2 separate regions of the Homo sapiens genome follow, and region 2 is linked to region 1. A link is an interaction called in ENCODE POLR2A ChIA-PET data of the cell type or tissue named here. Cell type or tissue: HepG2. All regions are shown on one strand. Links, peaks and the distances in the headings refer to the core of each region. The heading gives the core; the rest is flanking DNA.

Region 1 (4,385 bases), core at 241-4,240:
GGGATAGCAGAGGACCTCAGAGCCCACAGAGAGACCCAGTTGAGACGGGAAGGGATTGCCCTGGGCAACCTGCAGTTGGGGAGGCATGTGTAGGGAGCTTGTGCCTCTGCTGTGGACGGTGGTAAGGGAGCTGCCACTACGAACCACATTGTTTCTCTTTTACATTATAATAAGGTCTAATGTTTACAGAGAAATTTTGTGCTAGCCCTGGTGCTAAAAACCTTCTAGCCTTCTCATATTATCTGCCTGTTGAGATAGGGGCTATTGTCATCCCCATTTTAAAGATGATGAAATTGAGGCTCAGAGAGGTGAAGTGACTTGCCCAAAGCCACACAGCTCGTAAGGGAGGGGCTGTTGTTTGAACCCGAGTCTGCCTCCAGAGCTTGAGGGCTTCACCCCTCTACGCATTGCCTGCATCATGACTCCTGGAATCCCTGAAAGGACTTCGGAATTCTAAGGCACTGGAGCTGGTGGTTTCACTGCCTCAGTCTTGCAGGGGAACTCAAGGACCTGAGAAGTAAAGCACCTTATCCCGGGGTATAGGCAGGGGCAGGGGCATCCTCCACACGCCTGGCCACCCCAGGGCTGCTTGGCATCTTCACTTCCCCTTGGCGCTCACCACACCATTATCTCCTATCTTTTCTTCCCCACCCACCACTCCGGGAGAGGTGCAGAGAAAACTGGGACTTATCAAGACAAAGAACAAAAGTCGTGGAGGAAAGAAGCCAAGAGCCATCTCTACTCTGGGGTAGGGCCCTTCAGTTTTGCCCCTTTGAAATTTCAAATTCCAGTTTGTGGACAAAGTCCTAACTATCTCACAATATAGGTCCCCAACCACTGACCAAACTCCAGTCCAGGCAGCCACCAGCTGGCCTGGTCTTGCTGCTTCCTTTAGCGGCTTCCAAGGTCCAGGGACAGGGGGTCTGGGCCACCAAGAGGCTCTGCTAGGCTGTCCCTGCAGCCACAGCCACCCCACTGGACCCCTGCCTCCCATCTGAGAGGACAGCCCTCTTCCTGGAGCTGGGATCTGACACTTGCTGATACCAACGGCAGATACCAGGTAGGTCCCCTCCCTTTCTCTTCCTTGAGCTCCTAAAATGCCACTCATACCACCCTCTGCACTCGGCAAAGGCCACTGTGGCTTAATCAAATCAGGCACCCACAAAGCTTCAAGACTGGAAAAGATGCCTTGGCTAACCCACCCATTTAGTGGACGGAAACACTGAGGCCGTCAGGGGAGTGGCAGCTGGCCACAGACTGAACCATAGACTTGGGGCCCAGACCTGGGGCCCCTCACGGAGCCTCAGAGGGTGAAAGGGACTTGCTCAAGTCCACGCAGCGGTGGTGGGTGAGCTTTGTCTTAACAACGAGCACTTTCTACTTCATCACAGACCATGAGTGGCATTGTGTTTGTTCACCCGATGATGGGTGGCCACTGGCTTGTTCACCCGATGATGGGTGGCCACTGGCTTGTCACAGGAGTATTTCCGAGAGGAAGATGAGGGAGCTTGGGGCTGAAGGCCAGTGGGTTTGGAAGGAAGCAACATTCATGTGGTTAACTGATAACTGGGCCCCATCCCTGGGCCTCCTTCCTCCCTCCCTGTCCTTAGCCTGATTAAGACCAACTTACCCAGCTGCTAATCATTGCTGAGCCTGTTGATTTTGCCTTAAAAAATTAACTGGGCATGAGTTTGCGGTTTTCCTCACCCCTAACCCTGAAAAGGCCTGGGTGGGCAGGAGGCCTCCAGGGTTATGCAAGAGGCCGCTGGCCTCCCAACGCATAGCCCACGGCCACCTCGGCTGCTCTCCAAAGAAGAGGCTTTGCTCAAGAGTCAACAGTCTGCTTGTTCCCCCTGTGCTGGGTCCTGAGCAAATTTGCTCTGTTACCAAAGAGAGATAAAGGCAGCTGGGGGAGAGCTTTCCAAACAGGGATGGGAAGCGGCAGCTTTGAGCTTGGGGTTCTAGAACTCTGCAGTGTCAGAGCCAGGAGAATCTTTAGGAGGATGTGGGCTGGGGTTTTTCAAGCTGGGTTCCGAGGCTCCCAGGAGCCAAGGGTATGCATCCACAGGCCCAGCTTCAACCAGCGACTCCCTTTTACATGTAGTCTTAATATTTTATTTGAGGGTTGGAAAACCACTGATTCAGCCCCATCCCCTCATTGCACAGATGGGGAGATGGAGATCAGAGGGGGAAGTGACTTGTCCAAGGACAGAAGGTCACCTCGGGTATTCAGGGGCTCCAGCCAGCATGGGAATGAATGGTGGGCTCTCTGTGGACCCGGGCAATGTCTTGAAAGACATTGGTGAACAAGACGGCTCTGCAAACGCCTTGCCATGCCGTTCTCCCCCTCCTCCCAGGGCTGGCTGGAAGCAGAGAGGTGCCTGAGAGCCATTGGAAGACCCAAGTCAGGGGAATGCACCTGGCTCTGTGTCCCATGGGCCCTGTGAGGATATGACCAGCAGCCAGGCACTGCAAACCGGAGACTACGTTATAATCCATCTCAGCCACGTCCTGTCTCTGGAGGCATCAGCACTTTGGGAGGCTGAGATGGGAGGATTACTTGAGCCCAAGAGTTTGAGACCAGCCTGGGCAACATAGTGAGACCCTGTGTCTATTTTTTAAAAAGATTTTTTAAAATTAAAGACAGATGCCCAGTCCCTATCACAAAAAAAGATGTAGAGCCCTGCCCTGACTCTCTCCACCTCTCTGAGCCTCAGTTTCTTCACCTGTAAATTGGGAATTATAATACTTAACTTCCAGGGTTGTCATGAAAATGAAATGAAGCAAAATATACACATTGATCATCATGGCCACTGGATATGCAGCTGTTTTAGGAGCTTTGCATGTGTTACTTCCTTGATCCTCCCAGCCACTCTGGGAGGTAGGCAATGTTTTCACCAATTTTTTACACACCAGAGGCACAGGGAGGTTGAGCCATATACCCATGCTCACACAGCTGATGAGAAACAAGAAGTGGAATTGGAACTTGGGCAGTCTGTCTCTAGAGTCTGTGCCTCTAACTCCAGGGCTACCCTTCCCTTCCAGGGATGCCAGTGAGAGATGGCCAGGAGAAGGGCAGAGAGCAGGGCACTGTGGGAGATGCTGACTGTAAGGCTCCGGAGGTAGGGCAGAGAGTATGGTCTGGAGAATGATCAGGAAGGAAGCCAGGAGGACTTGGATCTGTGTGGGTGGAGCTTCTCCGCAGGCTGCCTCCTGCCAGGTGGCTTATGACATCTGGGCTGAGGGTGTTGCTGTCCTCCTGTTTATGTTCATCCCTCCTGTTTATGTTCCTGAATTTATCTGCAGGGGTGACCTTGGGAATTAGATGCGGCCTTCCCGGCCCTTGTGGGGCCTGAAGGCTGATGGGAGCCCCTGCCTGACCCAGACTCTGGTTTGGGGAGTGAGGGCTGAGCCCACATCCCAGAAGCCACCCTTGGTCTCCCCATACTCTTGTTCTGAGGGGCCCCAGGGATTTGCCAGGTCACTAAGGTGAAGTGTTTGGAAGTCCTGAGGCTCAGATCAGAGTTACTGCCCTGTACAGTTGTGCAGGTTGCTCACTGCACAAAGGTTCTCCAGCCAAGAGGGCAGGTAGGGATGGAAACCCAGCCCTTGTTCCACTTGCCAAGCGAAGTGCCCATGGAGCTCTGCCTGCCCAGAGTGGGGTGCCTTTTTCTTATTTGCCCTAGGGCTTCATGTAAGCTGCTGGGTGTCCTGCCCCAGCTCTGGTTCCAGCCACTGTGTGTCCTTGGGCAAGGTCATTTCCCTCCCTGGCCTTGGTTTCCCATTGGAGAAGTTTTGTCTAACAAAGCAGAGACTCATCTCTGAAGATGAAATAGAATCATCTGAAACCTTTAAAATATACAGATGTTGGCCGAACATGGTGGCTTACACCTATAATCCTAGCACTTTGGGAGGCTGAGATGGGAGGTTTACTTGAACCCAGGAGTTTGAGACCAGCCTGGGCAACATAGTGAGACCCTATGTCTATTTTTTAAAAAGATTTTTTAAAATTAAAGACAGATGCCCAGTCCCTATCACAGATCAATGATCGAATCTTGGGGTAGGGGTGGGGAGGTGCCAGGCGTCTATATTTTTGTGCAGCCAATATTGAGACCCACTGTAGGGGGGCTTCAAATTTGAACCTGGAAAGCCTTCGATGGCATCAAGTTCTATCACTTACTACAACTTACTAGTCAAAACCTCAGCGAGGCTCAGTTTTCCCATCTGTAAAGAGGGAATGATGATCGTTTCCTCACAAAATCAAAATGCCAATTAAATGAGATAATGTTCAGACAGTGCTTGGCACCATGTTCCCCAAGTAGGGAGCTCCTGATTCTTGCTACCAAGACTATTATTGTTGTTATGGGCAATTTGACGTTGACAAA
Region 2 (4,385 bases), core at 190-4,189, 850 kb after region 1:
ACTAAGCCTCACATCTGCACCCTGTCAAACACTTCTGAGAGTGCCACACACACACACACACACACACATGCACACACACACACATCACATGATTGAAGGGGTCTGGGTGAAGGCACCAGCCCCACACTCCGCAGGCCCACATCAGCACCTGGACACGGGAGGTTGGCAGTGGCTCCTCACCTCCATGTGGGGCTGGCTCCTACCAGTGGCTCTCCCCCTTCCCACCCAGGCTGGGAGGCAGGTTTGGCAGTGACTCAGTGGAAGCTGGGTTCCTATGTGGACTGAGAAGTGGAAGTCCCAGAGCCCCAGCAGGGACCCAGCTGGCAGTGCAAGACAGATGGAGAGCGGCAAGGAGGGCTTCAGGGACCCGGAGAATTCAGATAGAAAAGTTCACCTTCCTAACTCCCAACTTCAAGTCGTCTTTGTAAGACGCTGCAAGAGCTAATGGTCAACATTTAAGGGACAGGTTAAATGATGTCATGGGGGTGTGTGCTACACAGAGTGCTACATTCTCATGGCAGAAGGCCTGGCAGGCCTGGAGCCATCACCCCATGGGCAATACCTTGGCTGAGGTCCAAAGCTACAGAGAGTACAGTATTCCTAACTTCAGGCACCACTATGCCTGCTGGAGCTGCCCCTCTGGCCAAAGACCCGAGATTGTCTAACAAATCCTTATGCTGGTCTCCTAACCTAGGCTACTGGCAGGCTAGGCTTACTCCTTCCCAGACTCAACACATGAAGGGTGTATGGAAAACAGCAGTGGAACCTCAACCTCTGCCATCTATAAAACAGGCTCAAACCACCTGCTCATTCTGCTGAAACTTGGACTTGGCGTGGGACACTAAAATGCCAACTGGTCCAGAACTGGGTAAGTTCAGGAAGGCATCTTGGCTCAAAATCTCTCAATTCTGGGCAAAAGAGAGAAAGGCAGCTAGAGACTTCCAAGGGATCTTAGGAAAACATGTTTCCGAGGTTCACATATCTCAGGGGGAAGAGCCAGTGGGGTCTGGCTGGGGGCACTGCCCAGGAAACGAAGCAGCAGAATGAGGGCAGCAAAACCAGCAGACAGAAAGAGAGGAGGTACCTCCAGGAGTAAATACATTTGTGGTGGGGTCACTTCTTGGCAGGAGGAAAGGAGCCAAGGAGAGAAAAGTACACAGAGATACCAAAAAAGGGAAAGGGGCCTCAGATTGAAGGACTGCTGCTCTACTAGTCTCTCCTCCACTGCCAAGAAAAAGACCCTTTGGTAATACAATAAAAGTCCACTGGGGCTGTGGGGGCTGCCACAGTCCAACTGACTCCATGAGTAATGCCCCTGCCAGTCACGCCCTCACCAACATGCCTGGTGACGAATGAGCTCTAGGACTTGGGGCTGGGTGCCTACCCTCCCCAGGGCTCCTCAGCTCCCATGCACCCTCTAAGAAGGACCAGCCTGGTCAGATATAGGTGGAGCATGGGGACGTGTGGGGTATGAGGAATTCAGGTCAGGAAGAAAGCATCAGCTGGAGAGGGAGGCCAAGCAGGGGCTGCAGGAGGGCCCAGCCCTGGGCCAGTCACTTTAAGGTGTCATCAGCGTTTTTGAACATGAGAATGGCGTTATAGATCTTCAAGGCTGGGCCCAGCTTGACGCTCATGATCTTCACAATGTCCGCCTGTGTCAGCAAAAGGAAGGCCTCGCCGTCAATCATCTGAGGGGTTGCGGGAGGGAGGTGGAAAGTGGAGAAGGTGGAAAGGGTCACGGGGCAGGGGTGAAGGAAAGGGAGGGGTGTGCATGGGGAATGGGGGAGGGGAGTAGGAGTAAAGGATATGCGGGAGAAAGGGAAGGAGGAGAGAAGGGGAGAGAAAGGACCGGGAGAAAGGAGAAGGGAGGGAGAAAGGAAAAAAGGAAGACAGCAATGGGGACGGAGAAGGAAAGAAAGACAGCCACTGGTTTCCCCGTGTTCACACACTTGTTCTCTTTCTCTCTTTCTGCTGACTGGTCTGAGGTTTAGCATTTGTATCCGCAAAATGTCTTTTGAGTCCTCACAGACACTGGCTTTGAGAAACCTGCTCTTGTTGTCCCCACATGACCTCATTGGTCAACCTTAGTGCTGCTAACAGCAAGACAAGCAGACACTGTGTGCATTCCAACATGAGGCAGTACAAAGTACATAGTATCACCTAGGAACTAGTCTTGCCAAAAGCAGAGGGGGGCAGGGGGAGACAGAGAGACACAGAGAGAGAAACAGAGACAGTGACAGTGAGAAATTTAACCTAAGTCTAACCCAGCCTTTGGATCTAACTTTCAGTTCATGGGAAATACAGGGGATAGAGGAACAAGTTAAGTGACACCACTAGAAAGCAACAAGACAAATCCAAAAAACCACACTCTGAAAGACTTTTAAAAATGTCAATTGGCCGGGCGCGGTGGCTCACGCCTGTAATCCCAGCACTTTGGGAGGCAGAGGCGGGCGGATCATGAGGTCAGGAGATCGAGACCATCCTGGCTAACACAGTGAAACCCCGCTTCTACTAAAAATACAAAAAATTAGCTGGGCGTGGTGGCGGGCGCCTGCAGTCCCAGCTACTCGGGAGGCTGAGGCAGGAGAATGGCGTGAACCCGGGAGGCGGAGCTTGCAGTGAGCCGAGATCGCGCCACTGCACTCCAGCCTGGGCGACAGAGCGAGACTCCGTCTCAAAAAAAAAAAAAAAAAAAAGTCATTAAAAAAGGAAAAAAAGGATGGGAGGGGCTCTTCTAGAATAGAAGAAACTTAAGAGACATAAAAACCAAAACCAATTATGTAGGCCTTGTTCAGATTCTGGCTCAAAAACTGCAAAATGTATCCTGAGAACTGGGAAATATGAATGCAGACTGGGTATTGGATGATATAAAGGAGTTACTTGCAATTTGGTAGTGGGATAACAATATTGTGGTTATGAAAAGAAAGTCCTTAGTTTTTAGAGATGCAAGTTATGTCCTCAGGGGTGAAATGTCATGATGTCTAAAATTTACTTAAAATTACTTCATCCAAATATAGGTGAAACAAATATGGAAAATATTAGTAATTGTTAATTCTAGTAGCTAGGTATATGGGTAGAGTCAAGGAGGGAAGTCAGTTGGTCAGTTGTGGAGGACAGGATAGAATGAAGAGAGCTGGGAGGCAGGCTGTGGGGGTCAAGAGACTGAGCTGGGGGACGCTGTTTTTGAGGAGACGCCATCCCTCCTATGCTCACCCCTCAAGCATCATAGCAATGAAAACACTTCTATGTTGTTTCTTACGTGCCAGGCACTGCTCCTAAGCACCTGTTGTGTATTAACTCAGTTAATCCTCACAATAACCCTATGAAGCAATACCAGCATTATCTCGATTATACAGATGAGGAAACCAAGGCAGACAGGCTACAGAATTTGCCCAAGATATACCTAGCTTATAAGTGCTGACCTGTGTTCCTAACCACTGTGAGAGCTGGGTAGGGGTATCCTATGGACATGACTCATGCAGCTCAGGGGGCAATGCTGCCCAAGCCTGGCCCTGCCCCACAGTTCCAAGTGAGCCCTCCTCACACCTAGCTCCACAGACTGCACTACAGACCCTTCCCCAATAACTGGGTGTCTTCTGCCTTGCAGCTCTGTTCCCTCTACCACCCCTGCCAGGAAGGCCTGCCCACTGTCAGCATGCTTCCCCAGCAGTCAGAACTGCCCACTCCTTCCACTCTGTCTGGAGTTCACACAGTTCCACAAACTCCCCTGAATTGTATGTATTTCTTCATTTGCCTTCCAGGACCACCAGGGGGCTGCTTACCTGACATAAGTCAGGTGCTCAGTAAATCCAGAAAGAATGAATGAAAGGATCTCTGAGGTGTGGCGACAACAGGACTGTATCTCAGAGAGGCTGGCAACCTTAGAGGTTAAACGGAGGCAGGACAGAGTGGGGGAATGAACCCCATATATCTGTCCCCCCAGCAGCTCTGAGAAAACAGTTACCTGATCTTTCCCAATTCACTAACCAAGGAGGCTCTGAAAACTGGCACTTCTGATGGCTAAAAACCTTTCCCCCAAAAGAAAATGAAAGTCTAGTAGCCAAACACACCGATGAGATTACCTGCATTAAGCTTCCTTTCTAATGCTCTAAAATGACCCCTCAAGTGAAAAGCGGCTTCTCAGGTCTAAGACCAGGGTCTGCTGAATAAGCCCATTTCCCCCTTTCTCAAGGAGTCTGCCACTCTATTCTCTCTCCAGCACCTCCTCGATGGGGAAGCACTGGAGATACTGCTTGCCTGAGACACTGGGAGCTGTGAGGGGGATGCCAAGTGGTCATCCCAGGAGGCAGCTCCCTTGGACCTGAGGAGCTCTCTTTGCTGACCCCCAGCAGATGTGTCTGTGCAGAAACATCCAGATTCAGACA

Evidence for each region. ChIA-PET counts read pairs that join two places held together with the same protein. Peaks named below come from ENCODE experiments on the same cell type or tissue, not always from the same donor. Only the 100,000 strongest peaks of a DNase experiment are listed, where the experiment ranks them.
Region 2: POLR2A ChIA-PET joins it to region 1 with 5 read pairs; 1 of 35 experiments calls an interaction of 5 or more read pairs at or near these places.

What each region holds. Positions count from the first base shown.
Region 1 is chr20:44,392,128-44,396,512 of GRCh38, reverse strand. The region is part of intron 1 of HNF4A (hepatocyte nuclear factor 4 alpha); the gene reads right to left. HNF4A-AS1 (HNF4A antisense RNA 1) reads left to right here and starts at 851. Exons shown (of 3, transcript NR_172878.1): 1 at 851-1,060. In HepG2, for the core only: no CTCF peak of the experiment used is centred there; DNase peaks (open chromatin) are centred at 852, 1,822 and 3,237; H3K4me3 peaks cover 3,067 bases.
Region 2 is chr20:43,545,414-43,549,798 of GRCh38, reverse strand. It overlaps a transcript of L3MBTL1 not described here. Among named protein-coding and RNA genes, the nearest start is that of SGK2, 11 kb to the left of the region's middle. In HepG2, for the core only: no CTCF peak of the experiment used is centred there; a DNase peak (open chromatin) is centred at 2,118.